Regions from separate parts of the Homo sapiens genome. Here all the other regions are linked to region 1. Evidence: chromatin contacts called from ENCODE Hi-C or POLR2A ChIA-PET data. All regions are on one chromosome and are shown on one strand. Each heading gives the region's core, a stretch centred on a gene start or an enhancer-like site at or near the end of the contact. The rest is flanking DNA. Distances are from core to core; before and after follow the strand shown.

Evidence for each region. Hi-C counts contacts between places; a loop is a spot of excess contacts on that map. ChIA-PET counts read pairs that join two places held with the same protein, here RNA polymerase II (POLR2A). Pooled maps may share reads with other maps.
Region 2: a loop to region 1 is called in a map of B cell, with 4 times the contacts of the local background. The contact joins the enhancer-like site here to the promoter of CDC73 in region 1. A Hi-C loop is called at or near these places in 1 of 168 maps with a recorded cell type or tissue (B cell), 5 of 37 single-sample maps with no recorded cell type and 13 of 50 pooled maps.
Region 3: a map of naive thymus-derived CD4-positive, alpha-beta T cell shows a loop between it and region 1 (4-fold over the local background). The contact joins the enhancer-like site here to the promoter of CDC73 in region 1. A Hi-C loop is called at or near these places in 1 of 168 maps with a recorded cell type or tissue (naive thymus-derived CD4-positive, alpha-beta T cell), 1 of 37 single-sample maps with no recorded cell type and 11 of 50 pooled maps. POLR2A ChIA-PET finds 5 or more read pairs at or near these places in 1 of 52 experiments (PC-9).
Region 4: a loop to region 1 is called in a pooled map, with 2.3 times the contacts of the local background. The contact joins the enhancer-like site here to the promoter of CDC73 in region 1. A Hi-C loop is called at or near these places in 1 of 50 pooled maps. POLR2A ChIA-PET finds 5 or more read pairs at or near these places in 2 of 52 experiments (activated T-cell and activated naive CD4-positive, alpha-beta T cell).
Region 5: a loop to region 1 is called in a pooled map, with 2.4 times the contacts of the local background. The contact joins the enhancer-like site here to the promoter of CDC73 in region 1. A Hi-C loop is called at or near these places in 5 of 50 pooled maps. POLR2A ChIA-PET finds 5 or more read pairs at or near these places in 3 of 52 experiments (WTC11 and activated CD4-positive, alpha-beta T cell).

What each region holds. Positions count from the first base shown.
Region 1 is chr1:193,120,367-193,123,607 of GRCh38, reverse strand. CDC73 (cell division cycle 73) reads right to left here and starts at 1,577. Exons shown (of 17, transcript NM_024529.5): 1 at 1,277-1,577. The coding sequence starts at 1,407. RefSeq lists enhancers at 1,140-1,189, 789-1,433, 1,460-1,529, 1,434-2,080 and a silencer at 1,690-1,769.
Region 2 is chr1:193,537,098-193,540,338 of GRCh38, reverse strand. The region is part of intron 3 of LOC124904475 (a long non-coding RNA gene); the gene reads right to left. Among named protein-coding and RNA genes, the nearest start is that of LINC01031, 230 kb to the right of the region's middle. RefSeq lists enhancers at 1-24, 275-484. Within about 2 kb of position 1,583, at least 9 of the 41 ENCODE cell types and tissues checked have a DNase peak (open chromatin) inside an H3K27ac peak, as active enhancers do; they include B cell, where a contact is called at or near this core.
Region 3 is chr1:193,477,814-193,481,054 of GRCh38, reverse strand. All of the region lies in intron 3 of LOC124904475 (a long non-coding RNA gene), which reads right to left. Among named protein-coding and RNA genes, the nearest start is that of LINC01031, 170 kb to the right of the region's middle. Within about 2 kb of position 1,639, at least 5 of the 41 ENCODE cell types and tissues checked have a DNase peak (open chromatin) inside an H3K27ac peak, as active enhancers do.
Region 4 is chr1:193,436,182-193,439,422 of GRCh38, reverse strand. No RefSeq gene overlaps it. Among named protein-coding and RNA genes, the nearest start is that of LINC01031, 130 kb to the right of the region's middle. RefSeq lists an enhancer at 1,493-1,552. Within about 2 kb of position 1,447, at least 2 of the 41 ENCODE cell types and tissues checked have a DNase peak (open chromatin) inside an H3K27ac peak, as active enhancers do.
Region 5 is chr1:193,407,487-193,410,727 of GRCh38, reverse strand. No RefSeq gene overlaps it. Among named protein-coding and RNA genes, the nearest start is that of LINC01031, 100 kb to the right of the region's middle. Within about 2 kb of position 1,612, at least 17 of the 41 ENCODE cell types and tissues checked have a DNase peak (open chromatin) inside an H3K27ac peak, as active enhancers do.

The DNA.
Region 1 (3,241 bases), core at 328-2,827:
AGAAACTCAGAATGTCATTTGATCAACATTTTATAAAGCTAATTAAATCATAAGACAAAAAAATTTTAAAACCAACCAATAGGCAGGGCGCCGTGGCTCACGCCTGTAATCCAAGCACTTTGGGAAGTGGAGGCGGGCAGATTATTTGAGGTCAGGAGTTCGAGACCAGCCTGACCAACACGGTGAAACCACATCTCTACTAAACTACATAAATTAGCCGGCCATGGTGGCGGGGGCCTGCAACCTCAGCTACTCAGGAGGCTGAGGCAAGAGAATCACTTGAACCCAGGAGGCAAAGATTGCAGTGAGCCAAGATCGCGCCACTGCACTCCAGCCTGGGCGACAGAGCAAGACTCCCTCTCAAAAATAAATAAATAAATACCAACCAACAAACTAAATTTCCCTAGTTTTTCATCGACTCTTCATAAAGCTTCCATTCAAAGAAACAAAATGAGTAGGGAAGTTGTAGCTCAAGGTTCTAATTCTAGAAGCGATGCACCAATGACAGTGACATCATTAAAAAGGCCCCTAATGACTGTTAGAGCCGTCTCTAGAAGTTTTCCTGAATGACTTAAACTGATAAAACTTCACATGGACCAACATTCCCAAACATTTCCCTTTAAAATACACTTCCGAAAAATCACACGCACCATCTATTTCTTAGATCTGTAAAGCTCACTCATTTCACCAACTCCTGAAGACCTCTCTAACACAGACTTTTATGACTCTTCCAAATTCACCAAATTTCTTTCCGGTCCTAACTTCAGGGTTGATTCCCTTTTCTCTTCTACAGGAATCACCCCCACCCCAACAATGAAAGGAGATGAAATAAACCAGGAGTTGCAAAGACCAGCGGAGATAGTTACATAGCAGCCTGGAAAAGAGAAAAAAAAAATAAAGAACAAAAAGAGGCGTCTACGGCACCAGACGGTGTGCTCCTTTGTGCACCTATGTTCAGGTATCCCTTGCGCACCAGTCCCACACTTCGCTGGTACACATACCTACTGATAAAAATTAACTGTAAAAGTCAGAAACTCCCACGGTACCTTTCCTTTGGGCTTCTCAAAAATTTTAAGTGATGAACTGCTCTAGAGCTCCGCCCCTTCTTTCCTTACCCTAAAAGTGCAACTTCTGCTCTAGAGAGAAACTTTCTTTTCCCCGAACACCCGTTTTATCCCATCCCCAGGGGAAACGGGGGGAGGGGTTAAGAAAGAGGTCGCCTGGGGGCGCCCAACTCTGCCCTGCCACCCCTGGGCCACAGCCATGCCGGACTTACCCCCAAACAACATAGTTGGTCTTCACATTCTTGGGCCAGGAGAACTCCCCGAAGATCACTTCGTCTCCCTTCACCACAATCTCCTTCTTCTGGATGTTGTACTGTCGCAGGACGCTAAGCACGTCCGCCATCTTCCCCCCCCTCGCCTCCGCCGGCTCGGGGCGCCGCCGCTGCCGCCGCGCCTGCCTCCTTCTTCTCTTGTCGCCTCGCCCTCTTCCTCCTCCTCCTTCGCCGCCGCGACGAACCAACAGCAGCAGCACTAACAGCCGTCCTCGCCTACGACAGCAGCAGGGGCAGTAGCCACCCAGGCCGCCGAGGACCCCGCGCTGTAAGGCAAGGCCCCGCCGCCGGCTGCCCGCGGAGAACGCCTGACTGCGCCCCTCCAGCGAGGCACATCCGCCGCCAGGGGGAGCCGCGACCGCCTGGAAAAGTGCCCCTCCCAGACTTCAGCTGGGCACGGAGCCCACTCACTCGCTGAAACGCTGAGCGCTGGGGCACCGCGCCCACGTACGGCGCACGTACGGGGAACTTTGCCGGGCGCGCGCGCGCGGAGCACGTACCCAGTACCCCGCGGCGCGCACCAAGCGGCGTCAGGTGCGCGCGTACCTGAGCAGTGGGTCAGCACTTCCATCCCCAGCACGTGCACTGAGTATTTAACGAACTGTCTCGGGTGCGACCAGAGGCTCCCCCGGGTCCCTGCTTTGGCCGGGATGGAATTCGGCAAGGATTTGCGGAACACTAGAATTACCTTCCTATTTAGATCGGACCCAGGCCTAGCCAAAGACCTCTAGGACTTAGTGATCCGGAGAAGCCCTTTTGAAAGAGTGGGGCTCTTGGGGTTGGGGTTGGGGTTTTTTGTTTGCTTTTGATGTGGAAAAGAACGAGTTTTGGTTTTTTGTTGGTTTTGAGTGGAAAAGACCGAGTCCAGAAAAAAAAAAAAACAGTTCTGGGCACTGCTCGTCAAGTTACATAGCTTCTCACAGCATCAATTGGTTAATGAAGAAAATGGGGTTAATACGAAGATAAGGTAAACGCGCCTAGCAAGTCAATAAAATATCCTAAATGTTGGATCCTCCCTCTTCATTCTTTGGATGATGACTTTTTCCATCGCGGTCCCTTCTCCCCGCCAATCCCGAAGGGCTATATTCAAAAGGCTGTGTTCCAAGATGTAAATGGGAAAGTTGCCCTAACAGAAACCCCAAACGGTCCAATTTAGAACACTTCCAGACTACCCAATTTTTTAAATGGTACTCAGAAGTCTCAGTGGTGTCCTTGACATGCGTTTTGAGACGGTTAAGATAAGTTCAATATACTATGGCCAACCAAACACATCCTATGGGATTGTTTTTTTTCTTTTACCATGTCAGAAGGAAAAAAGAGGCAACTTTGTGTTTGACATAACCAAATTCCTTGACCTGTTTTGAAAAAAGTCAATCTTTTCACAACGCAGAGGACTACAGATACAGAAGTGTGTGGTTCATTTCCGATATGATCTGTAGCCATTCTGCAACTGTTAGTTTGTGAAATTTTTTTCTGTTCCACCAATGTTTTCACCCCGTAGTATTCTCCTGAATCTCACCCCAAGCACACACATTATAAAGAAATGGCTACAATTACCTATCCCCACATTCTCTATTCATACCTGTGTCAGAGCACTCAGTACCATATTACTTCCCTTTATAGTTTATTTGCCTGCATCCACAAAACTGAAACACCATAGATCTGTGTCCTCATATCCTACTGTCTAACATTATTTGGTACATATTAGTAATAAATGGATGAATTCAATAAATTGATGGAAGCTCCTAGTAAATATCGAGTTAATACATGGATAGAGGCTTCTAATAAATGTTGAAGTAATGAATGGAAAGATAAGCTCAAGGAAGCCAAGATTTCATGATTAGGAGGCTCGACTATAGTCCCTTCAAACGATACTTAATTTTATTTCATACTCAAATAATGATT
Region 2 (3,241 bases), core at 334-2,833, 420 kb before region 1:
ATAAAGATCTACTAACGATGTGGTGGTGCCTCCTGTAGTCCCAGCTACTTGAGAAGCTGAGGCAGGAGAATTGCTTGAGCCTGGGAAGTCAAGGCTGCAGTGAGCTGTGACCATGCCACTGCACTCTAGCTTGGGTGACAGAGCGAAACCCTGTCTCACGCACAACAAAAAAACTACTAAGATTTTCAAAAGATCCTACAAAGAATGGAACAGAAGCTCTAACAGACGAAATATTGATGGGGAGCTGACAAAAGACACCCATCCAAAGACTTAGGTATCCCAGAACATCTTAAGCCAGGTTAATAGAAAGAAATCCACACCTAGACTCATAGTAAACCAAAAACAATTTTAAAAGATCTTTAAAGCAACTAGAAAAGTAGAACAATGAAACTGAAAGCTGACTCTTCAAAAACTGAAAGCTGGAAACAGCTGAACGAAGTCTTCAAGGTGCTAAACATATATACATAATTCTTAATCTCCGAAAGATTTTCAACAAGGATGCCAGGACCATTCAATGGAGAAAGGACAGTTTCTTCAACAAATGGTGTTGAGAAAACTGAATATCCACAGGCAAAAGAATGTAGTTGGACCCTTACCTTACATCACATTCAAAATTTAACTCAAAGTAGATCAAAGACCTAAAAGATCTGAACTGTAAAGCATACAAGGAAAAATAGGGGAAAATCTTCATGACATTGGATTTGGCAAGGATTTCTTGGATATAACAACAAAAGCATAGGCAACAAAAGTAAAAGCTTCTGTGCAAAGGGCACAATCCACAGAGTGAAAATGCAGCCTACAGAATGGGAGAAAATATTTGCAAATCATGTATCTGATAAGAGGTTAATATCCAGAATATAAAAAAAAATGCCTTTAACAAGAAAACAGCCCAAGCTTTTAAAACAGACAAATCCTTTGAATAAACATTTCTCCAAAGATGATATATAAATGACCACGTATATGCAAAGGGACCCAACATTACTAATCATTAGGAAAACGCAAATCAAAACCCCAATGGATATCACCTCACGCCCATTAGGAATTCTACTATCAGAAAAAAAAAAAAAAATGGAAGTTAAATGTTGGTAAGGACAGGAAAAAATTACCAAGGATGGGAAAAATAGTGTTGGTGGGAATGTAAAATTGTACCGCCACTATAAAAGATAACCCTCAAAAAAAATAAAATAAAATAGAATTGCCGTATGATCCAGGAATTCTACATCTGGGTCTCTATTCAAAAGAAAGCAAGATCTCAAAGACTTACTTGCCCACCTATGTTTGTAGCAGCACTATTCACAATAGCCAAGTGGTGGAAATAACGTAGGTGTTGACCAGCAGATAATGGATAAACATAATGTGGTATATACATACTGATATGGTTTGACTGTGTCCCCACTGAAATCTCTTCTTGAATTCCCCACGTGTTGTGGGAGGGACCCAGTGGGAGGTAACTGAATCATGGGAACAGATCTTTCCTATGCTGTTCTCATGATAATGAATAAGTCTTATGAGATCTGATGGTTTTATAAGGGGGAGTTTCCCCACACAAGCTCGCTCTCTCTCTGCCTGCTGCCATCCACGTAAAATGTAACTTGCTCCTCCTTGCCTTCCACCATGATTGTGAGGCCCCCCGAGCCACGAGGAACTGTAAGTCCATTAAAACTCATTCTCTTGTAAATTAGCCGATCTCAGGTATGTGCTTATCAGCAGTGTGAAAACAGACTAATACACATACAATGGAATATTATTTAGACTTAAGAAGGAAAGAAATTCTGACCACATCCTACAATACAGATAAATCTTGGACACACTATGCTAAGTGAAATAATCCAGTCACAAAAGACAAGTGTAAGAGTCTTCCCTTATCGTCAGGGGATACATTCCAAGATCCCTGTGGATGCCTGAAACCAAGGGTATTAATGATGCCTATATATATGATGTTTCTTCCTGTACATACATACCTACAATAAAGTTTAATTTATAAATTAGGCACAGTAAGAGATTAATAACTAATAATAAAATAGTACAATTATAACAATATGCCAGCATCACTGCTCTTGTACTTTGGGGCCATTATTAAGTAAAATAAGGGTTACTTGAAAACAAACGCTGCAATACCTGGACAGGTGATCTGATCACTGAGATGGCTACTAGGTGCCTACCAGTCAGGTAGCATATGCGGAAGGGCTATGCTGGACAAAGGAATGATTCACATCCTGGGCTGAATGGGACAAGATTTCATCACACTACAAAGAATGTCACCCAATTTAAAACTTACAAATTGTTTATTTCTGGAAATTTTTATTTAATATTTTCAAACCACAGTTGACAGCAGGTAACAAACTGCAAAAAGTGGAACCACAAGTAAGGGGAGTCTACTGTACTGTATTATTCCTCTTACATGAGGTATCTAGAGTAGTCAGATTCATGGAACCTATTCACAGAAACAGAAAGTAGAACGGTGGTTGTCAGAGCCTTGGGGGAGGGGGAAAGGGGGAGTTGTTTAATGAATCAAAAGTTTCACTTCTGCAAGATGAAAACATTCTGGAGATCAGTCACACAACAATTTGAATATACTTAAAACTGCTAAAAACGACTGGGAGGTAAAAATGATAACAATTGAACTTAGAAAAAGTTAAGACGACAAACTTCATTTTTTCCATTTTTTTCTACAACAAACATTTTTAATACAATTAAATACAGTCAATCACGTGTTGCTGAGGTGATTTTGTCATTGTGCAAACAACATAGAGTGTACTTCCACAAACCTAGATGGTATAGCCTACTACACACCTAGGCTATATGGTTTAGCCTATTGCTCCTAGGCTACAAACATATACAGCACGTTACTGTATTGAATACTGTAGGCAATTGTAACACGATAAGTATTTGTGTGTCTAAATATATCTAAAGATAGAAAAGATAACACACTGTGCTATGTTAAGACAGCTGCCACATGCCACTATGCCACAGGAGTTTCTCAGCTCCCTTATAATCTTACCCCCTGTTGTATCTGCAGTCTGTCGTTGTCCAAAACATTATGTGGTGCATGACTGTGTATAATTCATTATCTATAATCAATTGCCAAACTATCAGTCAAGAATGAAGGGAAAAAACTCAAGACAATAATTACTCAATACTTCTTACCAATTATTCTGCTCAGTTATTATACTTTTGACATAAAATTTATATAAAAGATGAATATATATTTTAAGAATAAGATCAGTGAATGCCACCATTT
Region 3 (3,241 bases), core at 390-2,889, 360 kb before region 1:
TATGCCACAGAGACAGCTTATCTCTCCCCTCTTCTATGTGCTTATTATACTTCAACTGGGCTTTCCCAACAAGGTGAGAAAGATGTTAATGACAACTTCAAGCTCCACAGATTACCAGTTCAGCAGCCTCAGTAGAGGGAGGACACCTTTTCCTGACACATTCAGTAAATATCCACGGAGGACTCTGATTTAGCCAGGCCAGGAGTTGGAGGTGGCCCTGTGCTATCCAAACCACATGGACCAAGACCCAGCAAGGTTATAATCTTCCAGAGAGAAATCAGGTCCTGCTACCAAACAGGCAAAGATAGCAGATTTCCCCCACAATTCCTAGATATCAAAACAATAACATGAAAATTCTAAATGATTGAAACCAGTCTTTATGGCTGGCTTTTGTCATCTATCACAAAGAACAGAAGCTTCATTCAGCCACACAGCAGAATACACAGAAATCTACTTTTTTAAATGGCTTTATTAACAATTTACATCCCATAAAATTCACTCATTTAAGGTATACAGTTAAATGGTTTTTAGTATATTTACAGAGTTGGACAACCATCACCACAATCAATTTTAGACCATTTTCATCATGCAAAAAAGAAACCCTGTACCCATTAGCAATCTCTTCCATCTCCTATCTCCCCCACTCCTTGCAGCCTATGGCAAGAATGAATATATTTTGTCGTTGATGTACAAAATATTGCACCTGCTTAATGTATACAACTTGATACAACTTCACATATGTACCCACCCATGAAACCATCACCACAATCAAGATAATAAACATTCATCACTTCCAAACATTTCTAAATGCCCTTGTTTTTTGTTGTTTTTGTTTGGAGGGTTTTTGTGCTAAAAATAACATGAGATCAACCCTCTTAAAAATTTTAAGTGAACAATATTGTTAACTATAGGCACTGTGATATACAGCACATCTCTAGAACTTATTCATCTGGTATAACTAAAAATTTATATCTATTGAACAACTCCCGATTTCCTCCTTTCCCCAGCCATTGCTAAACACCATTCTATTCTGTTTCTATGTGATTATTTAGTTAACTCCATAAATGGGAAAATACTAATCTTACCTTCTCATACCTCAAATGGGGCAAAGATTTAGGAAGGTTCTCACAACTAGGGCTGCAAATCTGAGTGGCCCATCCACAAGAATTAAATAGGAAATTATCTGAAGAATTTAATTGACTATTAATTATAATTTACAATTGCCCAAAGACATTTCTTCTCTTGTGCCTTTAGCTGTAAATTACATTATTTAACATATATTGTTATTTCCTTTTGTACCTATTTTACGACAACCATTATGCTTGATTCATCATTTTTCCCTTATGTAGTGCTGTGTAGTATAATATCTTGGAGCTTATGATTTAATAAATATTGATCTCCCTTGGTCTTTATTATGCTAAGAAAAAGAGACCTGGTTCTCTTTTTCAGGTTATCATTAGGCTTGTGAAATGTGATATACAAAGTGGTTTAGAGCCTTGAAATGCAGTCAGGAAGCCATTCTAAGAACTACCTGCGTGACCTGAAACCTTGCAAAACAGGAACTTGTCTTTAACATTTGAACTGGGTCACACCGCCATGACCACAACATCCTGGAAAACAGCCGAATTTCACCAATGCTGCAACTCCTAAACAGTGACAACCAATGAACTGTGGACTCATGTACTAAACCAACCACTGTCACCAGTGATATCTTTCAAAACAACTTGTGATTACCTTCAGCATCCTTTTACAAATCTGTACCATCCTACCTCTCTTCAGAACACAGTTTAGTTTCTAGCTCAGTCTGTCCCTCAAATTGCAATTCCTAAGACCCCAAGAAATGCCTTATCTTACTGCATTGCAGTCTAGTCTTCACCTCTTCCTAGTTGACAGGCTCCACAATAAGATAAACTATGTGAGGAAAGAAGCAAGCTTTGTCAATACAGTCAAATTGACATTTCTAAGAATTATATAAGTTTTCCCCAGAAAAATACAGTGACTTCTCTTCAATTCACACATTTGTTTCTTGAAATTTTGGGGACCACTTACAAAAGTTTAATGCAATCTTACATATTTTGGATAAGTCACTTTATAACATTGGGATCAAAATGCCTACTATAGTTATTTTCTATAAGTGGTTTCCATTAAGATAACTACTTTAACAAATACTAAATTTTATTATATTACTTTAATTACATTACTTTATTAAATACTAAACTTTATTATACCACATTAACTTTCTTTCCAGTAAAATATTACATAGAGTAAGAATTTATATAGATAAGTAGTCATAGATATAATGTTTAAAAATACCTTTTGATATGTCATAGGAAACATTGCTTTTAGCTTCTTCTTCCCCTTACCAAATAGTACCACTTATTACAGTCCTGTGCACTGTTCTGCACCAATAAGTTGAGCCGTTGACAAATGCAATTGGATTATTAAAAATCTTGTTTTCCCTTGATTATATTACAATCTGCAACCCATGACTCTCCATATGGTATTAAAATAAGTTTGATTAGAATTCTAAGGGTAACAGTAAGTGAATCACATTATTATTTCCAAACACATCACTGGTATGAATGAGAGTTAAACACTAACGTATACTTTTAAAACATTATCAACAAATTCCCCCAGTAAACAGCCAAACACCACAGAAAACCAGAATTAATCCTACTATCCAAAATTGTTCTGTGCAAAAATGAAACAAGAATACAATCGACTTCTGATTTGACCCTTATTAAAGTAATGCAGCATATTACAGTGGGATATTCTAATGGGCAAGAGAAAAAAAACAAGTCAGTTTTTTGAAACACACTATTCCATATGGCTTTTCCAAGGAAGTCCTAAATTTGAAGAGAGCATCCTGTTCATTTACATGGTTTCCAACACATTTAAGTTGTATAAAGGAATACCCTAAGGAAGCTTTTCAAGTTTGTAAACCAAGCACTTTGCCTTTACCTTTATTTGCTCCCACCAAAATGCTAACGATATCATCTGAAATTTCCTGCATCCCAAGGCATATGTGTACTAATATTCATTTTACACAAGTAGTTACTACATAGACCATGTGTACTGAAAAGCCTAAAATATTTACTATCTGGCCATTTACAGAAAAAGTGTACCAACCCCCATCCCAAACTAAAGCTAAAGACTTTAAGATCCTCCCTGCTTCATTGCTTTGTTAAATGCTGGCTCAGTCTGTTACTGGATAGTCAAAGTTTCAGATTTAAATTCTGCA
Region 4 (3,241 bases), core at 198-2,697, 320 kb before region 1:
CTACTCATGGTACCAAAGCCTGTATTAGACAGGGTTCTCCAGAGAAATAGATCCAATAGGATATATAGACATATAAGAGGAAACTTATTATTGGAACTGGCTCACACTACCTGCTGTCTGTTTGCTGGAGAACCACAAAAGCCCAGTCCAAATCTGAAGTCCTAAGAACGAGGAGCACTTCAAAGATAGGAGAAGATGGATGTCCCAGCTCAAGAAAAGAGAAAGTAAATGTGCTTTTCTGCCTTTTTCTTCTGTTTGGGCCTTTAACAGATGAGACAAATTAGTCAATCTACAAATTCAAATGCTAATCTCTTCCAGAAATCCCCTCACAGACACTCCAAGAGATAATGTCTAACCAGCTGTCTTGGCACCCCTTTGCCAAGTCAAGTTGACACATAAAATTAACTATCACAAAGGTTTTCTAAGACCCTGCTAAAGCGTCAAAGAACACAAGTTTACAGTTGGTCATTGGGTTGAGTCTCACCTCTAATATATAGTTATTGTATGACCACAGTTTACAAGGACTGAAACTCTCTAAACCTCAATTTCCTCATATGAGAAATGGAGATAATATTAGCTACTTCAATAGATTGTTGTGTTAAATAAAATAATATATACAAAGCCCCTGGCATGTAACAAGTGCTTAGTAAATGAAAACTCTTGTTACATCTCTAAAGCACAGGATGAGTATATAATAAACATGTAATGAATACAGTAGTATTTTAAAATCTACAAGAAAAAGATGTTTGAAAAAAATAGATTTGTGGGGTCCTGGCATCCAGGCCTAGGCTCTTGGACAGCATTTCTACACTTGCCGTGGGTCAGAGGGGAACCCACTGTCCTGAAAGGTAAGTCCCAGGCCTGGCAGCATTCACCACAAGCTGATGGAAGAGCCCTTGGGCTTTAAGTGAACATAGACGGTGGCCTGGTAGAACCCTTGTGAACCAGTAGTGCTAATTGCCACAAAGAGAGGCTCCTCTGCCTGTGGAAAGGGGAGGAAAGAATAGGAAGGACTTTGTATCACAGTTTGAGTGCCAATTTAGCTGCAGGAAAATAAAACATCAGGTAAATTGCTAAGGTTTTTGACTCCAATCCCAGGCTCCCAGACAACATCTCTGGACATGCATGGGGCCTGGGGGAACTCCCTGCCCTGAAAGGAAGGGTCTTAGGCAAGACCCAGTGCCATGCTGGCTTCAGGTCTGACCCAGCATAGTTCACTGGTGGTCGCCACAGGGTGTTTGCATCACCACACCCCCCAATTCATGTGTCTCAGCACACAGAAAGAGACCCCATTTGTTTGAGAAAAAGTAAGGGAAAAGAACCAGAGTCTCTCTCTGGTAATCTAGAGAATTCTTCTGACTGTTATACAAGACCACAAGGTAGTACCTCTACAAGTTTGCAAAAACCACAGTGTTATTGGGCTTGGGGCCCAAGTTTCTTTCAAATACCTGGAGGGACTTCCCAAGAAGGACAGGCATAAACAAGCCCAGACTGTGAATACTAAAGTAAATAGCTAATTCTTCAATGCCCAGATGCAAACATCTACAAGTATCAACATCATCCAGGAAAACATGACCTTACCAGATGAACTAAATAAGGCACCAGGGACCAATCCTGGAGAAACAGAAATATATGACCTTTCAGACACAGAATTCAAAATTGCTGTGTTGAGGGAACTCAAAGAAATTCAAGATAACACAGAAAAGTAATTAAGAATTCTATCAGATAAATTTAACACCCCATCCAGGAGGGAGGTGGGGGGCAGCCCCCGCCCGACCAGCTGCCCCATCCAGGAGGGAGGTGGGGGGCAGCCCCCCGCCCGGCCAGCCGCCCCGTCCGGGAGGGAGGTGGGGGGCAGCCCCCACCCAGCCAGCCACCCCGTCCGGGAGGGAGGAGAGGGACGCCTCCGCCCGGCCACTGCCCCGTCCAGGAGGTAGGGGGTGCCTCTGCCCGGCCACCCCTGCTGGGAAGTGAGGAGCCCCTCTGCCCGGCCGCCACCCCGTCTGGGAGGTGTACCCAACAGCTCATTGAGAACGGGCCATGATGACGATGGCAGTTTTGTGGAATAGAAAAGGGGGAAATGTGGGGAAAAGATAGAGAAATCAGATTGTTGCTGTGTCTGTGTAGAAAGAAGTAGACATAGGAGACTCCATTTTTGTTCTGTACTAAGAAAGATTCTTCTGCCTTGGGATGCTGTTGATCTATGACCTTGCCCCCAACCCTGTGCTCAGCACATGTGAAACATGTGCTGTGTCCACTCAGAGTTAAATGGATTAAGGGCGGAGCAAGATCTGCTTTGTTAAACAGATGCTTGAAGGCAGCATGCTCATTAAGAGTCATCACCACTCCCTAATCTCAAGTACCCAGAGACACAAACACTGCGGAAGGCCGCAGGGTCCTCTGCCTAGGAAAACCAGAGACCTTTGTTCACTTGTTTATCTGCTGACCTTCCCTCCACTATTGTCCTATGACCCTGCCAAATCCCCTTCTGCGAGAAACACCCAAGAATGATCAATAAAAAATAAAAAAAATAAAAATAAAAATAAAAAAAATAAAAAAATTTAACAGATTTAAATAATTAAAAAGAATCAAACAAAAATTCTAGAGCTGAAAAATGTAGTTTACATGCTGAAGAACGCATCAGTCTCTTAACAACAGAATTGATCAAGTCAAGTAGTTCACTTGGTAAAGGAAAATTAGTGAGCTTGAAGACAGGCTATTTGAAAATACACTGTGAGAGGAAACAAAAGAAAAAAGAATAAGAAACAACAAAGCACAACTACAAGATCTAGAAGATAGCCCCAAAAGGACAAATCTAAGAGTTATTGGCCTTAAAGAGAAGGTAGAGAGAAAGACGTAGAAAGTTTAATCAAAGGGATAATATTAGAAAATTTCCCAAACCTGGAGCAACACATCAACATTCAAGCACAAGAAGGTTATAGAACACCGGCCGGATTTAACCCAAAGAAGACTGCCTCAGGGTATTTAATAAAAAAGATTTATCAATAATATCAAAATCTAGAGAGATAATGAATGGGGTAAGTTCTTGGTGATCTTTGGAGGAGTCAGTTTGAGAAACACAGCACCATCAATTGCCAGATTGCAATGGGTTAAATGGTGGTGAGGAAGCCAAAGCTGGAAATGTAACTCATCCTTTGCAGCAGTTCATGCAGCTATGATTCTTGTGGAACATATGTAGCAGTATCCTTGACTATGGAACCTAAGTTGAACAATATGCAAA
Region 5 (3,241 bases), core at 363-2,862, 290 kb before region 1:
AGGGTCCTTTATCAATATACCCAAAGTCCATCAGTTTCTCAGTAATAACTTTATAATAACTAAAACCACAAAAGATTGAAGGTATCTAAGAATACCAATCCTTAAAAACAACCCATGAAGTACATATTATTATCCCCATTTTTCAGATGAGGAAACTGAGGTTTAAAAGTTTAACTCTCCCAATATATCAAAACAACTGAATAGCAGAGCTGCTCTTCAAACCCTAGACTGTAACACTCCTATACCACTCTGCAATAATGGTTCTCATGAATGTTTTTATTCTACAATAAAGATGTATAAGGATAGCCACATTTGTATAATCTATCACAGTGGTTCACAAAGTATGGCCTGGAACCCCTGTGGGTCCTTAAGACCTTTTCAGGGAGTCCATGAGGTGAAAACTATTTTCATAATCATACTAAGATACTATTTGACTGTTCTATTTTCATTCTTTCATCAGCATATAGCGAAGTTTTTCAGAGGCTCCATGATCAGTGATATTGCAAGAAATTGAACGCAGAAACAGATATCAGAATCTAGCTGTCTTCAGTTAATCCGGACATTAAAGGAACTTGCAAAAATGTGAAACAATGCCACTCGTCTAACTAAAGTGTTTTTTCTTTTTTTTTTTTTTTTTAGTTTTGGAAAATAAGATTTTTATTAAAATGTTATTTATTTTAACATGTAATGGGATTTTTTAAAATAAATTATCAATACATATTTTTAGATATTCTCAGTTTTTAGTTTGAATCTACTAAACATACTTAGGTATAACACACATAAACAAAAGCTCTTCAGGGGCCTCAATAATTTTTAAGAGTCTAAAGGTGTCCTAAGAACAAAAGGCTTGAAAACTGTGAAGAACTTTCACAGTACTTATGCCATTGCCAATACAAGATTATAGGTAAGGAAAAAAGATTATACAAGGAGTGTTTTTCAATAAGCAGCCAATTTAGTTTGATAGTTTTCTGGTCACCCTGAAATCAAATGTTATTTGTACCACTGCACCTACCCAAACTGAAGGCATTTTTCCATGATGAAAGGCCTTCCAAGAAATTATTGCCAGACGATATTATGTGAATTTTTTTATTGTTTGGGAGGAAAATGGGATATGAATTAAGAAGTGAGAAGTTGAATGATTCTAGGAAAATGATATTTTATTGTGTGTTTTTAAAAAGGAGTCCATATCTTAAAAGATTGATTGCTAAAGAATCTCTTCCACATAATACAGGGAAAGAAGATGAAAAAATTAGCTTACTACCAACTATCATAAGTCTTTAACCTTAAAAAAAACATGAAGTCTACATATATGTGTGTGCTATAAAAATGTAACTATAACAAAAAATACATATAATTTACATTATATTACATATACCATTTAGATAAACCTGTTACTTCTGTGCAGGTTCCCCCAGACTCACCCTCACCCTTTCTTTCTATGTCCTGACCCCAAATCATGAAGTGCCTTGGCTGCTCTGTGACCTCGCCAGCTGCAGTTTTTTCCAGCAGGCTTGAACCGAAACCACGGCCTTGAACATTTCCAGACACTGAAAAAGTTATCTAGGTTGTTGCTCAAAACACTAAAAGAAACTGGCCCCGGGCCCTGAGCCAAATTCCTCAACCCTTGATAAAAACTTCCTACATGACTCCCTCATTTCAGACATACCTAGGTAGAACAGCCCCTTTCTCTCACTGTCCGCCACAAGGACTGGAGCAGCGCTCTGTAAGTTCCCCTAATAAATTCCTTAGATTCATCACCCTGGCGTTTAGTGCTTCTTTCTTTAGAATCTTAACCAGCCCCATCTCTGGATGGTTTGGGGAACTTCCCTGCAGAAATTCCCCTGCCGCCACTTTTGGAGCAATTCCAGCCATGGGTTTGGTAGGACAAAACGTCTGACAGAGAAGAAAATAGGAGGCTCACTGCTGCCTTGATCACTATAACAACTTTGTTGATATATGGATAACTATCTAAATGTTCCAAATACAAACTAATGTTCCTATATCTAGCAAGTGTATATTTAAATGGTGAATTAGGATTCTCCAGAGAAACAGAACCTATAGAGATTAGGTAGATAGAGAGATAGACAGATGATGGATGGATGGATGGATAGATAGATAGATAGATAGATAGATAGATAGATAGATAGATAGATCGATAGATAGACAGACGGTTATAGAGATAACTTATATCAATAAGTTATTGACTCACTGATTACAGAGGCTGAGAAGTCCTATGATCTGACATCTGCAAGCCGTAGACCCAGAAAAGCCTGTGGTGTAGTTCAAAGGCCTGAGAGCCAGAGGACCGATGATGTAGACTCCGGACCCAGCCTGAAGGCTTAAGAACAAGGAGCACCGAGGACAGAAGACTGACGTCCAATTCAAGCAGACAGGCAGAGGAGAGCACAAATCCAATCTTCCTCTGCCTTTTTGTTCTTTTCAGGTGTTCAAAGAATTGGATGATGCCCGACCAGGTGCGGTGGCTCACACCTGTAATCCTAGCACTTTGGGAGGCCGAGGCAGGCGGATTGCCTGAGCTCAGAGTTCGAGACCAGTCTGGCAACACGGTGAAACCCCTTCTCTACTAAAATACAAAAACTTAGCCAGGCGTGGCAGCGTGCGCCTATAGTCTCAGCTACTCGGGAGGCTGAGGCAGGAGAATTGCTTGAACGGGAAGCAGAGGTTGTACAGTGAGCAGAGATCACCCCACTGCACTCCAGCCTGGGTGACAGAACTAGACATTGTCAAAACATAAAAAAATTGGATGATGCCCATCCAGTTATTTTCAGGCGCTCAAAGAATTGAATGATGCTCTTTGGGGAGGGCCATCTGCTTTACTTAATTTACCAGTTTAAATGTCAATCTCTCCCAGAAACATCCTCATAGACATACCTAGAAATAACATCTAAACAGACATCAGGGCATCCCATGGCCTAGTCATATTAACACATAAAACTTACCATCACAGATGGTGTTTGTCACCTCTAACCTATCTCCAAACAAATCATAGATGATTTTTAGAACATAACTTTTTAAATTTTTTAATCGTTTATATTTGCTGCGTAATCTTTTCTGTCTTATTTCCCGTATGTATAGAATGATAGCGCATAGAAAGAAATAATTCTCACATATTTAAACCAATGTTAAATGGTTATAACATGTAATTACTGCAGCCTCCAAAAATGATGATGATGATGGCATATTCATCAAGATGTAAATGTATTAACAAAGCAATGCCAAT